2 separate regions of the Homo sapiens genome follow, and region 2 is linked to region 1. Evidence: read pairs that join two places in POLR2A ChIA-PET (ENCODE). Cell type or tissue: K562. All regions are shown on one strand. Each heading gives the region's core, and the rest is flanking DNA. Links, peaks and the distances in the headings are about the cores only.

Region 1 (5,000 bases), core at 1-5,000:
CTGGTCAGGGCAGCCTTGGGATGCAGAGACTCTGGATGCCCTTGTTTCTGCCATCTGTGTGTGGCTACCTCCTGATCCTGGGCCAGCACCCCTCCACCTCCACCCCATCAGGCAGTCAGGAAGCAGTTGTTTTCACATTATTTCCAGCCAGACAGCTTTTGGGAGGCCAGGCACACTGTAGATCCGGCCTTCCTTCTGCCCCTCACTCATGGATCCAGGAAAACCACTTCTGGCACCTCATTTAGTCTTTATCTATTGTTAGAGGTCTCACTCTGTCACCTAGGCTGGAGTGCAGTTATGGCTCACTGCAGCCTCAACCTCCCAGCCTCAAGCAATCCTCCCGCCTTAGCCTCCTGAGTAACTGGGGCCATGTACTGTCACGCCTGGCTAATTTTTTTTATTTGTAGAGAGGAGGTCTCTCTGTGTTGCCCAGGCTCCTGGGCTCAAGCAATCCTCCTGCCTTGGCCTCCCAAAGTGCTGGGATTACAAGTGAGAACCACGGCACCCTGCCAACTTTTCCATTTAGAATTATTTGGAAGAGAAACTAGCCTTACTCTACTGGTTTCTCCCCTAACATAGCCCACTTTTTCCAGCATTTACTTTGTACTCAGAGATGTCTTGGTACAAGTGTGAGTGAGGAGGGGAGGTAGTGAAGGATGCAGGAGACTTGTCCATGATCTCTGGCCTGAGCTCCTGGAGGAGATTGACAGGAATTTCATCCTTTGTTTCCCAGTGTTTTTATCTTGAAGAATTTGGGAAGTTCATCACCTAGAAGGTGGCTTTGAGCTGGATCTAGGGTTGGAAGTGGAATCTCAGCTCAGGGGAGAGGGTGACTGCACGCTGCAGGAGTGCTTATGTGTCAGGGTGTGTATATGTAAGTGTATACATGTGTGTGAACATAGACGTGTGTGTATGTGTATAAAATCTCAATGTGAGGCCTGTTCTTGGAAAGCAGCACTTTCATGCAGCTGGGCCTTGTTTGGGGAATGAGAGATGACAGTGTGAGAGAGGTAGGGGCTTGAAGTTGGACCCCACAGGGGAGACCTTGAAGGTTGTTGAGCCAGGGAAGGGATGTACTCAGAGCCATGGTGGAGGGGCATCCAGGCTATAAACAGCTGCCAAAATCTGGGGAAAATAGGATCAAAGTTAGGGGACAGTTGTAGTTCTGGTGAGAGACGGTGAGGTCCCGAGCTCCTGGGATGAGAAAACGAAACTGGAATAGGTAGACACAGTATTCCTTCAAGTTGTGCTTTATGAAAAAAAAAAAAAATGATGACAAAAGAGGCCAGTTACTTTGGTAGGTCTCCTTTTGTGCAGCCAAACAGGTCTCATCCAGTTATATTTTCTGCTGAAGTCTTGTTTCTTTTATTATAATTAAATAAATGTTGTTTCCACCACAACTAAGTCAGGAGCATCATGACATCAGTTTTCCCAGGTTTTAAATACATACTAATGTGTACCAACACTTTATATTTTGTCAGCATCCAGAGTTGAGTTAAATAACACTTTTTCCATAGTTACAGAATAAATAATATCATGTCTAACTTTAAAAAAAAAAAAAAAAAAACATCCAGCAAACAGTTTCTAAACTGCCTGCTAGGCAGAGGGAATTCAGAGAGAAGTAAGTGGTGGCTAACTTTCCAAAAAGGAAGCTTCTCAGTTTGCAGTTGAATACCAGCTTCTCCCGGTCTAGTCAGGGAGACAGATACAACCAGAGAGACAATATCACAACCCGAGGAATGCCAGAAGTGTGTGCACAGGGTTGGGAGGGCCTGAACTTGGCTGGGAAGCCAAAGAGGGCCTTCAGCAGAAGGCCACTCTTGAGCTGAGTGTAGAAGGCTGAGTGGGAATTCCCAAGGCAGGGGAGTGGGGAAGAGGGCTTTTCATGCAGAAGGAATAAAGCAGCCTGTGCCATGGCCTGGAGGCTGGAGAGGATGGCTGGGGGCAGCAGGGCAGGTGTGGTGGGAGACTGCAGAAGGAGGTTGGAGCCCACAAAGGGAAGAAAGTCCCATGTGCCTTGCTGCGGAGTTGTGAATTATCATTTGTCCTGTTTCACATAAAATCATTGATGTAGGGCTTGATTGAAGCCGGGGTCAAACATGAGTTGTCAGTCATTCCCATTTGATGAACAGCCACACTCTCCAGTTCTTAAAATATCACTAATGGCAAAGGTCAGGGTTGCACTTGATAGCTGTGGTTTGGCTTGGGACACTTTCCCCTTTGAAGTCCCATCCCCTGAAAGCAGTGTGAGAGAAATGCTGCGTATCAAATCCAGTTTTTCCTGGTTGATTCCCCAGAAGGGAAATACATTCCCCAGGCTTCATAGTAACCACTTAATCGGTCATTTAATCCTCACTGTCCCACTGGGAGAGGCTTGAGTACTGTATTAGCTGTTGCTACATAACAAATCACCCCAAAACCGCCCGTGGTTTGATTGTGGGCCATGCTGTCTCTATTGTAGCTCTTCAGCTCTGCCACTGTAGCTTGAAAGCAGCCATAGACAATATGGAAATTAATGGGAACAGCTGTATCCCAATAAAACTTTATTTACAAAAACAGGCAGCTGGCCTGTGCGCTCTAGCTTCCAACCCCTGCTTTAAACGATAAGGTTTTATTATAGCCAAGAGCCTGCATATCTGAGTCATTTTTCTAGTCTCAGTTGGGCTCACTCATGCCTTTGCAGTCACTGGGGGTGGGGTGGGTATGCAGCCCTGCTGATCCTGGCTAGGCTTTCTTACGTGTTTGGTGGGCTGGTTTAGGATGGCCTTGGGCTGCAACAATTCAGCTCTGTTCCGTGTGGTCTCTCCTCCTCCAGCACATGTTCATATGACGGCAGCAGGGTTCCAAGAAAAAGCAGGAGCGCATAAGGTCTCTTGAGGTTGGAAACTGGCATGGTGACCCTTCTGCTGCATTCTGTTGACTAAAGCAAATCATAAGGCCAGCCACAATTCAAGGAGAGAGGAGGAGCTGCAGTGTCCCATGGCAAAGGGCAGGGATACAGGCAAGCCATTAATTAGGGCCTTCGATGCCATCATCTACCTTATCCCCATATTCCGGATAAAGAAACTGAGGCTTAGAGAGGTTGATGACTTGCCTAATGTCACACAGCTGCAAAGTGATAGAGCAAGGATCACACCAGTGCAGTCTTGAGTTCAAAACCTATATGCTTCCTCTATTTTCCGTGGTTTCAATGGAAATAAGTAGTATGAGGCTTGGATATTTACTGGAATATATGTTACATGTCTCCTCCTCCCCTTTACTTAATGCTACTCTTCTTGCATCCCTCTGCTGTAATTTCTCCGCTTTCAGCCTTTGCTTTGGTGTCCCTAGAAGAGGCCCTAGAGCTGGCTTTTCTGTTTCTCTGTCTCCCATCTGCCTCAGAGTTCCAGAAATGAGATGTTAATGCAGCACTTGAGTTATTTTATAGAGAAATTCTGAGCACAGAGTTGGCACATCCCAAGGGACAGCTGCACAAAACGTGAGTCTTGTAACTGTCATGTCTTCTCATTCTAACACCAAGCATTCCTTCCCTTCAAGGATTTGCCGGGCTGTGTGTGCTCTGTTTGGAGGAAGAGACTGGCGGTACATTGGCCCTGATCAACAAGGAACTTAAGTTTCCTTGAAGGAGATCAGGTGACTGTCCTCTCTAATCTGACAATCTCAGAACATGACTGATTACCCCAGGGCTTAACCCCCATGACTTGACCCTATCCTCTCTTTGCCCCCAGAGCATTTCTGACCCATAAAAATTAGCTTTAAAAGTCAAATCTGAAACAGCTGTGGTTTCTTCTGATCAGTCAGCAAGGTCTAACTTGCCTGTGGTCAAGCCTTCCCCTGATTAGCTTAGCTTGTGCTGGGAGAGCCCAGAAGTGGTGGCCTGTGGGGAATGGGTAGGCCAGGCTTGGCCCTAGAAAATAAACTGGGACGTGTGACTTTCCAACAGAGCTCGCATGCTGGCTGGCTGACGGCAACACACCCTGTGGCTTTGTGAGGTTGGTTGATGGTGGTGGTAGGGGTGATGTATTTTCTATTTCTTTTTTTTTTTTTTTTTGAGACAGGATCTCACTCCTGTCCCCCATACTGGAGTGAGTGGCACGATTACAGCTCACTGCAGCCTCAACTTCCCAGGCTCAGGCGATTCTCCCACCTCAGCCTCTCAAGTAGCTGGGACTATAGTCACACGCCAGCACACCCAACTAATGTTTGTATTTTTTTATTGCCCAGGCTGATCTCAAACTCCTGGGCTCAAGTGATCCGTCTGCCTTGGCCTCCCAAAGTGCTGGGATTACAGGTGTGAGCCACTGTGCCCAGAAGGTTGTGCATTTTCCGCAGGACAAAGGTGGTGGTCGTCTCTGACTTCCTAGCTTTCATTTGGCCTGTGCTGACTGAGCAATTGCTATATGCAGGCCACCATCAGGAGCTGTGTGGATACAGGGATGAACCAGGGCCTGGATAGTGCCCGCCCCTGAAAAGCTTATCTTTTGGTTGAGGACACAGGAACCAAGGTTGAAACCCACATCTGTATGTCAGAATTTATCTGTAAATAAAGTGGTGTGGGTGAGCTAAAAGCTGTCTTGGCACAGAGACTGTTCTGGGCAGGGCCTTGATTTCATGGAGCCACAGGAGATGCAGGGTGAGGAGGAGGTATTTGAGTAAAAAAGGTACAATCACTTGAATTAAGGGAGTTTTCCACTACAGTAATATTAGCTAATACTTTTATTATACATACTCTGAGCTAGGTGCAGTTCTGTGTGCTTTGTATGTAACTTTACTCCTCACTACAGTCCTTTGAGGTAGCTACTACTACTGCTACTTCTATTTTCATTTTTACATATGAGGAAACCAAGGCACAGACAGGTTAAGTCACTTGTCTAAAGTCAGGTCGGTGGTTCATGCCTGTAATCCCAGCACTTCCTGTAATCCCAGCACATTGGGAGGCCAAGGTGGATCACCTAAGGTCGGGAGTTGGAGACCAGCCTGGCCAACATGGTGAAACACTG
Region 2 (10,678 bases), core at 2,964-7,963, 78 kb before region 1:
TTTTTACATGCCTCAGAGGGGAGGAAGTATGTGCTGATTGGTCCATGGGCAGCCATGGGCAGACCCAGAAAAAGCACCAAAAGTTCTCACTGTGGTCGGCAGAACTGGCAGCCTGGACCCCAGGCTGTCCCTGGCCTGAAGCGGGGGTTTCATCAGGGACACGCCCCTTTCTGCCCAGGAGCCTGTCTGTCTCCTGCTGCCATTAACCTGCCATCCACGGTGCCCACAGTGCTCAGGCTGTTCATGCTGAGGGGTGCCTGCAGACATGCCCTAGCCACCCTTATCCCTGCCTTGGCCTCTCTCCCCTGCTCATCTGCATTCAAAGTCTGGAGGGGGCTGAAGCAGCAGGGAGCTGGCGTGTTAGCACTGCCCTAAGTGTGCACACACCCAGCTGGGTCATGACAGCACCTGGGCTCAGCCACAACTTTGCTCCAAAATTGGAGTGGATGCTGGGAGTGGGAGAGGCCAGGCAGCAGGAGCAGTAACTTCAGAGCCTTCAGGGACAGGGGACTTCCTGGGCCCCTAGAGTGCAGAGAGGCCTGGGTCTGCAGCCATGGCTGGGCAGCTCCAGCTGCCCCAGTAGGGTGGGGCTCTCACACCTCCAACTTGGAAGCGGGCAGGGCTTCTGCCTGTTCCCAGCTCTCACTGGCTCTGTGGAGCGGGCAGCCCTGGCTACCCCGCCCCCACTGCAGCCAGTATCATGGCAGCAGCCAGGCCACCACCGCCATCACTAACACTAACAAAAGCTGATGAGCTAAAAACAAACAAACAAAATCTCATAATATTTTAAGAATGTTCAGGAATTTGTGTTGGGCCACATTCAAAGCTGTCCTGAGCTGCATGCAGCCCGTGGGCCACAGATTAGACAAGCTCGATTGTGCATTTCAGTAACAAAAAGTGATGCCAGGTGCATTGGCTCAAGCCTGTAATCCCAGCACTTTGGGAAGCCAAGGCAGGCAGATCACTTGAGATCAGGAGTTCGAGACCAGCCTGGCCAAAGTGGTGAAACTCCGTCTCTACTAAAAATACAAAAATTAGCCAGGCATGGTGGGGCGTGGTGGGGCTGAGGCAGGAGAATCACTTGAACCTGGGAGGCAGAGGTTGCAGTGAGCCGAGATTGCACCACTGCACTCCAGCCTGGGTGATAGAGTGAGACTCCATCTCAAAAGAAAAATAAAAAAAGTGAAAGAAACAAACAAAATTAAACGCAAATAAATTAAAAATAATGTTGTGAAAAATATGACAATCTTATAACTTTAATATATAAAGATTACTTGAAAATGAATAAAATAATATCCAAAAGAAAGAAAAATGAATATGAACAGTCAATTCCCCCCAAAAGAGGTGAATATACACACACACAGACACACACACACACACACACACAGAAATGAAGGTATGAACAGTAATAAAATAGTAGGAATCGATACTACACATGTATATATATATACACGTGTGTATATATATACATATGTGTATACATATATATATGAAGTGATCAAAGAAATCTATGAAAATTAGTAATAAAAGAAATAGAAAGTATAATACCAATGAATCTAGATATCAAATTAAATAACAGAGATTGTTTAACAATGGTGAAACTAAATGGCTGTCTGGATAAAGAAGGGGACGGTGCTCAGTAACTGCTCACCCAAAGCTTAAGCAAAATCCTTCCTCGGTCCAATCTGTTTTCAAGTCTGCAGCACATGGCAGAAATGATAACATCCAGGTCGGCATTCTGAAACCCAGCCACTGCTGTCCGGGTCACCCAGAGGGCTCCATTTGGAAGCTGAGAGGTGGAGAACCCTGAGCCCTCCATGTTCTCTATGCTACCCAGGAATTTCCATCCTGACTCATAAATTCTTTCCCACCTCCCTCATATCTGCAACCCACATCATTACCTAGAGTCTAACTCATTCAGTTCTCCCATCTGTCTTCACTCTGTATCGCCTAAGTCTTTTCAATCACTCCCTCCCCAGTTTTCTCATGTAAAAGATTGACTTTGATAATCTGATATCAGTCAATAATTTCCCAGAATGTCACAGGGCCTGAGGAAAGAGGTTTCCCTGATAAGATATCATCTTATTTCCTTTGTATAAGAATGTGCTATCAGTAAATGAGCAGAAAGGAAGACAGTTCAGAGAGGTGAAATGCAATTAATAAACAAACATATTAAAATATTCAACCTCACTGGGAATAAGAAAAATACAAATGAAATTAAGCCCTCATTTTTACCTATAAAATTAGAAAATAATTAATTTGTATTTACAATACCTAATCCTGAGAAGAGAATAATAAAATTGGGGGTACTGTGTATTGTACTGCCCTTTGAGAAAGCAGTTTGACAATATATATTGAGTCATAAAAATGTTCACACTGTTGACCCAGCAATTCATCTTCTGGAATGGTACACTGAAGAAAAAACTCAAAAAAGAGAAGAGAAAAAACTTCACGTACAAAGATATTCACAGTTGTTCAGAAACCATATAAATAACCCACAAGAAGAGAGTTAAGTAAATTAAGGCACATGTATAAAATGAAACTGTCTGTAGGCATTAAAGTATGACTTAATGGAAATGCAAAAGCAATTTACTGAAAAAATGATCAGCCACCCTCATGATTAAATAAATGCAATTAAAGTGATAGGGATATACCATTTTCCACCCTTCAAATGGACAAAGATTTAAAATCTCATTAATGTCCTTTTGGGAAAATGAGGGCATGTTTATTTACTGTTTGTGGGAGTGTAAATATTGTGACTTCTTGTGCATATGTGGGTAAACTATCCAAGCATACAAAAAATATGGGCAGTAATATAACAAACACCTGTGTATCTCCTACTTAAGCTCCAAAATATTCACATGTATGTGACTTCTTTGAAGAGCAGTTTTGCATTGCCTATCACACTTCTAAATGTATATATTCTTTAACTCCGATAATTCCATTCCTAAGAATTTTATGTACAAAAATAGTTCCACCTGTGCACAAAAATAAGTATGTTAAAAGGTATATTGCAGTATTCTTTTTAATGGCAATAGATTAGAAACAATAGAAAGTCCACATAGTAGAGAACTGTCGAACAAGCCCTACTCCATCCCCACAACAGAACAGCATCCCGCTCTTGAAAGGGAGTGAGCTCTCTCTATATGCTAATAAGGAAGTATCTCCAAGATACAGCATTGAGTGAAAAAGCAAGGTGCAGAACAGTATGCACAGTAGGATCCCACTTGTCTATTTTAAAATATATGCACATATATGCTTGTATATGCATTAAAAATTTTGGGAAGAATTCCCAAGAAACTAATGAAAAGCAGTTTCCCTACAGGAAGGCAGGCTGAGGGAGGATGGAGAAGACTTTCATTTTCATCTTTTATTCCTTCTGAACTGTTTGCATTTTGTTTTACCATATGCATGTGTTGCTTTTGTCATTTAAAAACTAACTTTAAAAGATAAGTATGAATACTACATTGCAAATGGGAAATGCATATAATATTAAGTGAACAAGATGGACTCTGCTGTGCATGTCATGCAGCTGTATACAGCAGGGTCTTGTGGAGACAAAGGTAATCCTGCTGCCTCTGTCCTTAACTCCAGCCCTGCCATCTACTCCAGAATCCCCTCCCTCTCCCCAAACTTCATCCTCTCCCTTGAGCATTAACACATCAGGTGTCTCCTCATTAAATCAAAAACAAAAACTCAGCAACCTCTCTGGCTCCAGCACTCCCTGTTCCTTTCATAGCCCCTCCAAGCTGGCTTCCATCCCATCACCCCCTTGTCCCCAGCTTTTTCCAAGCTCTCCAGTCACTCGGTTGTAAAATTACTTTTCCATTACCATATCACTGGAGCTCTCTGAAGAGGATTACTTCCTCATTATCTCCTCCTGAGGCTTGGATCACCCTGGACCCTTCCAGACTCTCCCAGCTCCTGGAAGCCTCTTCCTGGCCAGTCTCCTCCCTGAACTCTGGCAGATTAAGCTCTAGCCCTTCTCTCTCTTATCTATATACAGTCTCCCTAGATGATCTCATCTATTTGTGCTGCAGAATCCTCACTTGTGTAGTGAAGACACCCTGACACAGCCTGTGGATGCTGTACTGTTTCTTGATCCAGCATACATTCCTAGGAATGACACCTCACTTCTGCTTTGGGGAATTGCTCATTCTCAATTCCACATGGTCACAGGGGAACTGCCAATCACAATGGCCCTGTCCTCTAACTTTAGGACTGGGGCACTCTTATTCATTCTTGATCCAGGCCAATCAGAGTTCCCCCAGAACTCTGCTGCTGGCAGAAATTAGCCTCTTTCCCCTGGAGACACTAAGCCTTATCTGGTGGAGAGAACCTACATGCAGAATGAAGCCAAATACAGCCCAGCAGAACTGAGATGCGGAGAGACAGAGAGATGGACAGACAGGCTATAACTGACATCATTAAACATCACTGAACCCCTAGGTCCAGCCATGCCTAACATCAGAACCAACCAACCCCTGGACTTTCCACTAACAAGAGCCAATAAATTGCTTTTCTGACTTGAGACAGTTAAAGTTAGGATTATGACTCATAACTAGAAGAATGCTGGCTAATATACTCCTAAACCACTATCCGAAGCTTCAAATTTATAAGCACGACAGTCTGCTGGATATCTCCACTTGCAAGCCACCATGAATCTCAGCCTCAACACGTCCAGAACTGAATCCTTTGTCTTCCCTGCCTCCAGCCACCTAGCTCCTCCACCACGGTCTTTTCCCAGCCTCTCCAGCCACTAGACACACAAGCTAAAACAGAGCCAACAGAAAGCTTGAAATAATAGCTTTTTCTGCCTTGTTTGAGATTTTCCAATTCAATTTTGTAAACATCAAATACTGTATTCAGTTGTACGAGTTCCAGGAAACTAGGTTAAAACGGCATCTTTAGAAAGACTGAGGATCCGCTATGCAGGAGCTGTGCATCAGTGCCTCAAGCAAGTGCTTTCCAAAGGGTTAGACTTCCTCCCCCTTCACTAGCCCAGAAATCATTGCTGATGAGTCCATGCAGATTGGATTTCACCTTTCCCAAACCTAATACTTTCAGCTAATGGCAGTCCCAACACTGCTATGAGAAGCAACTCGCCAATCACTGCACACCTCCAAGCCCATCACCCTACTCCTCAAGAACTTTCTATGGCTCCCCATCACCAAAAGGCTCCAACCACCCTGGATCATCTACTGCTCACTGGACATACTGCATGCATTTCTGCCCTGGGATTCCACTCACTCTCTTCCCTAGTCATTCTATTTCCACCTCGTCTCTGCTTCCATCCTGCCAAGGCATGGATCAAATTCACTCCATCCAGGAAATTGTGGTGCCACCTTCATTCCCAAGTAGGATAAAAATGCCTTCTTCTTCCGATACTCAAAGAACTTATTTGTAACTCTGATGCCTCTGAGAACATATGCCTTTGGTTAGTTTCCATGTGTGGATTCATACAGCTCATCTCCCCAGCTAGGTTGTCAAGTCTACTTGAAGCCTCACCTCAAAGCTGGATTGATGTCTTCCTCCTCTGAGTTCCCGTAGCAATGAGGTGCATCTCCCACACTGCCTTTCACAGTGACTATAACTGCCTCTTCCCAAATCCAGCTCTCCTCTTTTTGTGTGGGTGCCGGGCGAACTCGTGTCTGTCTCCATCACAAGACCCCTGACACCTTTGCTTGATGCCATCAGGTACTGTCCCCTTAATCAGATGACTTTGAGAGCTTGAATCAATTCAGCTCAGCTGAAAGGCTGCCTTATCTAGGGTAAAGGAGGTGAGAAGGCAGAGATTCCTGCCTGGGGACATCCAGAAGGCACCAAAACTTAAGCGTACATTCACAGGGCTAGTCACCCCTTCAACTGCTGACAGCCCCTTCCCTGGGATCTCAATCGCAGGTTTGCACAAGGACATCATATGCAGACAGCTGCCAAGTCCTCTCCCTTGGAAACTCTTCAGGAGCTGAAAGAAGAATTGGCGGAGACAAGGAGAAACAGCCTAAGGAGAGGAGAAAAATAGAAAGAGCCAGGTGTCAAGGAGGCAAGGAAAGCATTTCGAGAAAGAGGGGGTGATCTGGAGGGCTGGAGAAGGAGCCAAAAGACGCTGGCATCCCTTACTGAGAGGAAGGCTCAACTAGGCTGGTGGGGTAGGGAGGATAGGGGTAAGTCCAGAGCCCGCTGGAATCCTTCAAACCTGCTTGTGTAACTAAGAAGGAAAAACCCTTTTCCTTCTCTCCACCTACAGGCCTTTGCTCAGGTGCAGCCTTCTTCTCCTCTAAGACCACTTCCTACCTGAAAAGTCCTCTCTGCCTTCACTGCCCAGCTTGATCTCACTCCTCCATGAAGCTGCCTTCTGGATGTCCTGCCTTCCGGATTGTGGGAGAGATTCCCAGTCCTCTGAGCTTAAGGCTGTGACTCTTGATGATAAAAGGCATTTCATTCTGCTGCATGTCACACTTATGTGTGGCCTATCCTGCCCTCAAGGCTGTGAAAGCAAGCTGCAAAGAACAGGAGGAGAAGGGTAAGCGACTCCTGCAGACCCACTAAGTGCTGCACCCAGGCTTGGGATGCTTTCTCTTTCTGCTCTGAAAGCCCTGAGGCTCTGAGAATGAGACTCAAAGCAGCCATCAGAGGTGAGATATGTCTTTTCCTTTTAACAATGTATGCTAAAACCTCACTCCCATTAAGATGGCTAGTATCGAAAAACAGAAAATGGCCAGTGTTAGTGAGAATATGGAAGATACATGCACGTTGAGGGTAATGAATGGCATAGCCACTACGGAAAACAGTGTGGTGGTTCCTAAAAAACATTAAACATAGAATTATAATACCAGCTGGGCGTGGTGGCTCACGCTGTAATCCCAGCACTTTGGGAGGCCGAGATGGGCAGATCACCTGAGGTCAGGAGTTTGAGACCAGCCTGGCCAATGTGGTGAAACCCCGTCTCTACTAAAATTAAAAAAAAAAAAAAAACCCACAAACAAACCCCACAAAAAATTAGCTAGTCATGATGGTGCACACTTGTAATCCCAGCTACTCAGGAAGCTGAGGCAGGAAAATCACTTGAACCTGGGAGGCTGAGGTTGCAGTGAGCTGAGATCACACCATTGCACTCCAGCCTGGGCAACAAGAGCGAAGCTCTGTCTCAAAAAAAAAAAAAAAAGAGGAAGAATTGAAGAATTATAACACCACATGATCCTGCAATTCCACTTCTTGGTAAATACCCAAAAGAGTTGAAAGCAGGGTCTTGAACAGATATTTATGCACCCGTGTTCATAGCAGCATTATTCACAACAGCCAAAAGGGAAAACCACCCAAATGTCCGCCTATGGCTGGATGGATAAGCAGAACGTGGCATACGTACACACAGCGGAGTATTATTCCAACTTAAAAGGAAGGAAATCCTGACACCTGCTTCAACACGGATGAATCTTGAGGACATTATGCTAAACAAAAGTGGCCAGTCATAAAAAGACAAGTATTGTATGATTCCACTTCTATGAGACATCTAGAGTAGTCAAATTCGTAGAGAAGGAAAGTGGAATGGTGTTTGCCAAAGGATGAGAGGAAGGGGAACAGGGAGTTATTGTTTTGTGGGTAGAGTTTGAGTTTTGCGAGATAGCAGAGTTATAAAACTGGATGGTCGTGACAGTTGCACAACAATGGAAATATATTTAACACCACTGAACTGAACACTTTAAAATGGTTAAGGTGGTAAAATTTTGTCGTGTATTTTACCATAATTTTTTTAAAAGCATGCAAAACTTGCATTCTACTCCATAATATATCCATCTGATCTTAGTATTAAAATGATTTATGAATTTTTTTCTCTTGAAATCTTTGATAACAATTGATGTTCCAGGAAGATGCCCTGTGTTTTTCCTGTCCCCGGGGAGGGAAGCCAGAATCCCTGTGTCCGCCCTTCTTCTGCCCTCCTCCCCCAGGTCCTCAAGTGCTCTCCTGCCTGACAAGAGTTTCCTCCTTGCCTTAGGGAGGCAGAACTTTGTTCTGCATTCTTCTATGCTGCTGACGGTGGGAACAGCCTACTCTGGAGGACCGGAAGGTTTTGAAGAGTAGGGCCAGAGAAGGAAAGCTGAGTGAAATGTTAGAATTAGACCAAATGCAGCTTCTTCAGCTGATGAATTCAGTTTCACAGAGCAATCTTTTTTCCCTTTCTTATAGAGTAGTGGCTGTCTCCTGGCTCCCATAACTGCACAAAACAAAGGAGCTCAATTCTGCTAATAATCGTGTTTCCATAATTGTGCATTGGTGTGCTGAGACTACCCTAGGATATGCCTGTGGCTTCCTACCCATCCACTCCCCTGTCTGCAATCTCAGGCTCTCCTCTCCACACATCATTGAAAGGGAATTCCTAAAACAGGGCCACTTAGCAACTTGATGTCCAACATAGCACTAGGCTCTATAGGACATAATTGGACAAGTCTGACCCCATCCCCTCCCTGCCTCCTATGGCTCCCCCTGTCTCTAGGTCAAATCTGAAGCTCCATAGCCTTGTTCCCAAGTCTCATCGCCTGCTGCCTTCCCAGTGAGCTAGAAGCTCACAGTTTCCCCCAAGCTTTTGGACATTCTGCTCTCTCCACCTGATTCTAAAATCACTGTCTTCCCAGAGCACCATATCTGCTCTCTTTCAGGCCTGAAGAACTTACTATCTTGTGCTTTGCTCCTCTGTTAAACTGTGGTCACCCTAAATCTGAGGCTGCTCACAGTTCAGCTATGGCCAGGTGTGGCATGTAGGAGACATTAACAAACATTCTAAAGAAATTAACTAGAGAGGGCTCCCTCGAAAGAGGTTCCCAGACTCACTGTGATTTTCTGTCCTCTGCAGACAGTTCCCAACACCTCACGGTTCAGGCCATGGGTGGCTGCCGGACCCAGCCCAGGCCAGTTTGAGTCCTTCTAGGGATTTCCCCAATAGGACCTGGGGAAAGAGGAACCGTCTGTCTCTTGGTATAAAGCTCTGAGCTGTGGGACACTGGAGAGTGGTCAGCACTGTGTCCTCTAGTGTGGAAGAAGCCATCAGAGGCAAAGCTGACACAAAGATAAGCAGAGATGAAAGACAGTCCTGGCTGCATTCAGCTATAGGGACGTGATCTGTTGACATGAGCAAGGCCTTTCCATGATTTCGTGACATGGAAAAGCCCAGTATCTTTTCAATAATTCCCTTTGGCCTTGGCCTAAGCTTTTTTGAGTGGGGTTTCTGTGACAGCCAAAAGCATCCTGACCATAAATGACAGAGTGAACCAAGTGTATTCTGACTTTTTATTCTGACTTTGGTCTTTGCTGCAAGGAACCCTAAAGTCAAGCTTGGAAGACTCCCTGTAGGAAGAGTCCCCAAATATACCTTCTCATCCACCTGGGGCAACAAGAGGCCTTTGCCATTGCCCCTGCTCCTTCTTCCCTGGACCCAATCTCAGATGCTTTCCTCCCTCTGCCTTCCATTCTAAAGAACTCCATGAAATTCCGAAGAACCTATCCCAACAGGCAGCTGCCAGTCTGTCCTCCTTGGTTCCAGGAGCTCAAGCCCAGTGGAGTTTCCTCCCCAAAGGAGTGGCCCATTCCTATTCCTCACTTGTCCCCTGCCCACGACTTTTTCCTGGGACCCCACAGAGACAGCCTGGCCAGCAAGGAGGGGTAACTGGAATGGAGGCCAGGGGTGGTTTTCACTTCTGGGCTTGGGTGAGGGGGTGGGGGAAGTGTTTCTCTCACTGTACAAGCCAAGAGCTGTTCAGAAGTCAATTTCAAGATCCCATCTCAGTGCTCTCTCTCTAGCCCCTCATCCTTAATGAGATGAGACAAGATGAGACAAGATAAGAGAATGGGCAAGAGTCAGCCCGGAGCACATTGGAAAACCCCTAGCTAGTGCAGAAGCCTCAGGCTCCAGTCTCAGCTCTGCCCTGACTGGCAGTACAAACACATGAAAGCCCCTTCCTCTCTCTGAACCTCTCTTTCTCCAGCTGTAAATTGAGGGGGTTGGATGGCTTCTAAGGGCGCTTTCAACTCTGATGGAGGAGGACTCCTCTGTTAGATGGGAAGGGAAAGGGAACAGGGAATTCCCAGGGGCAGGGGGAGAGAGGGCAGCATACACATCAGAGACGTACAGCCATGTGGCAGCCTGGGACCCCATTCCAGTCCTAGGCACAGCCAGAAACTGATGCTTGCCATCCTGCCCAAGGCCCCTCCCTTCAGACAGCAGGGCGATTTGGGGGTCCCCCCAGAGATAAGAACCTCATGGAGAAGGTCTCTGACTCCAGTGTCCTGTGGAGGTTCCTGCAGCCTAAAAAGGCCTCTCTCTTTGCATCCATCCCACCACCTCTCCTCCTCCCACTTCATCTTGGCCCCCTTTGATGACAGGGAAAAGAGACCCAGGGGACAAGCCCAAAGAACAGACACCTTTGAGGGAGGTTTCAGGAGAACAGGGTGACAGGGAAGCCATGGCTGGGAGTCAGGAGACCCTGGCCCACCGTGTGCCCCCCGGTTAGTCCCCTCCCCTCTCCAGGCCCAGGTCTGTCCTTTGCACAATGAGGGGCAGGGCCACAGGGCTGCTGAGAACCCTGCCTTCTGGAGCCTTTACCCTGGGAATGATTCTAGGTCCTCAGTCTCCCAGGGATGGTGCAGCTCAATAATCTCATTGTCTCATTTACCTGGGGCATTTGAT

The links. Peaks named below come from ENCODE experiments on the same cell type or tissue, not always from the same donor. Only the 100,000 strongest peaks of a DNase experiment are listed, where the experiment ranks them.
Region 2: POLR2A ChIA-PET joins it to region 1 with 5 read pairs; 4 of 35 experiments call an interaction of 5 or more read pairs at or near these places.

Annotation. Positions count from the first base shown.
Region 1 is chr9:38,060,363-38,065,362 of GRCh38, reverse strand. The region is part of intron 1 of SHB (SH2 domain containing adaptor protein B); the gene reads left to right. Among named protein-coding and RNA genes, the nearest start is that of SHB, 6.4 kb to the left of the region's middle. In K562, for the core only: no CTCF peak of the experiment used is centred there; a DNase peak (open chromatin) is centred at 2,652.
Region 2 is chr9:38,135,786-38,146,463 of GRCh38, reverse strand. No RefSeq gene overlaps it. Among named protein-coding and RNA genes, the nearest start is that of SHB, 72 kb to the right of the region's middle. In K562, for the core only: no CTCF peak of the experiment used is centred there; no DNase peak of the experiment used is centred there; H3K27me3 peaks cover 3,109 bases.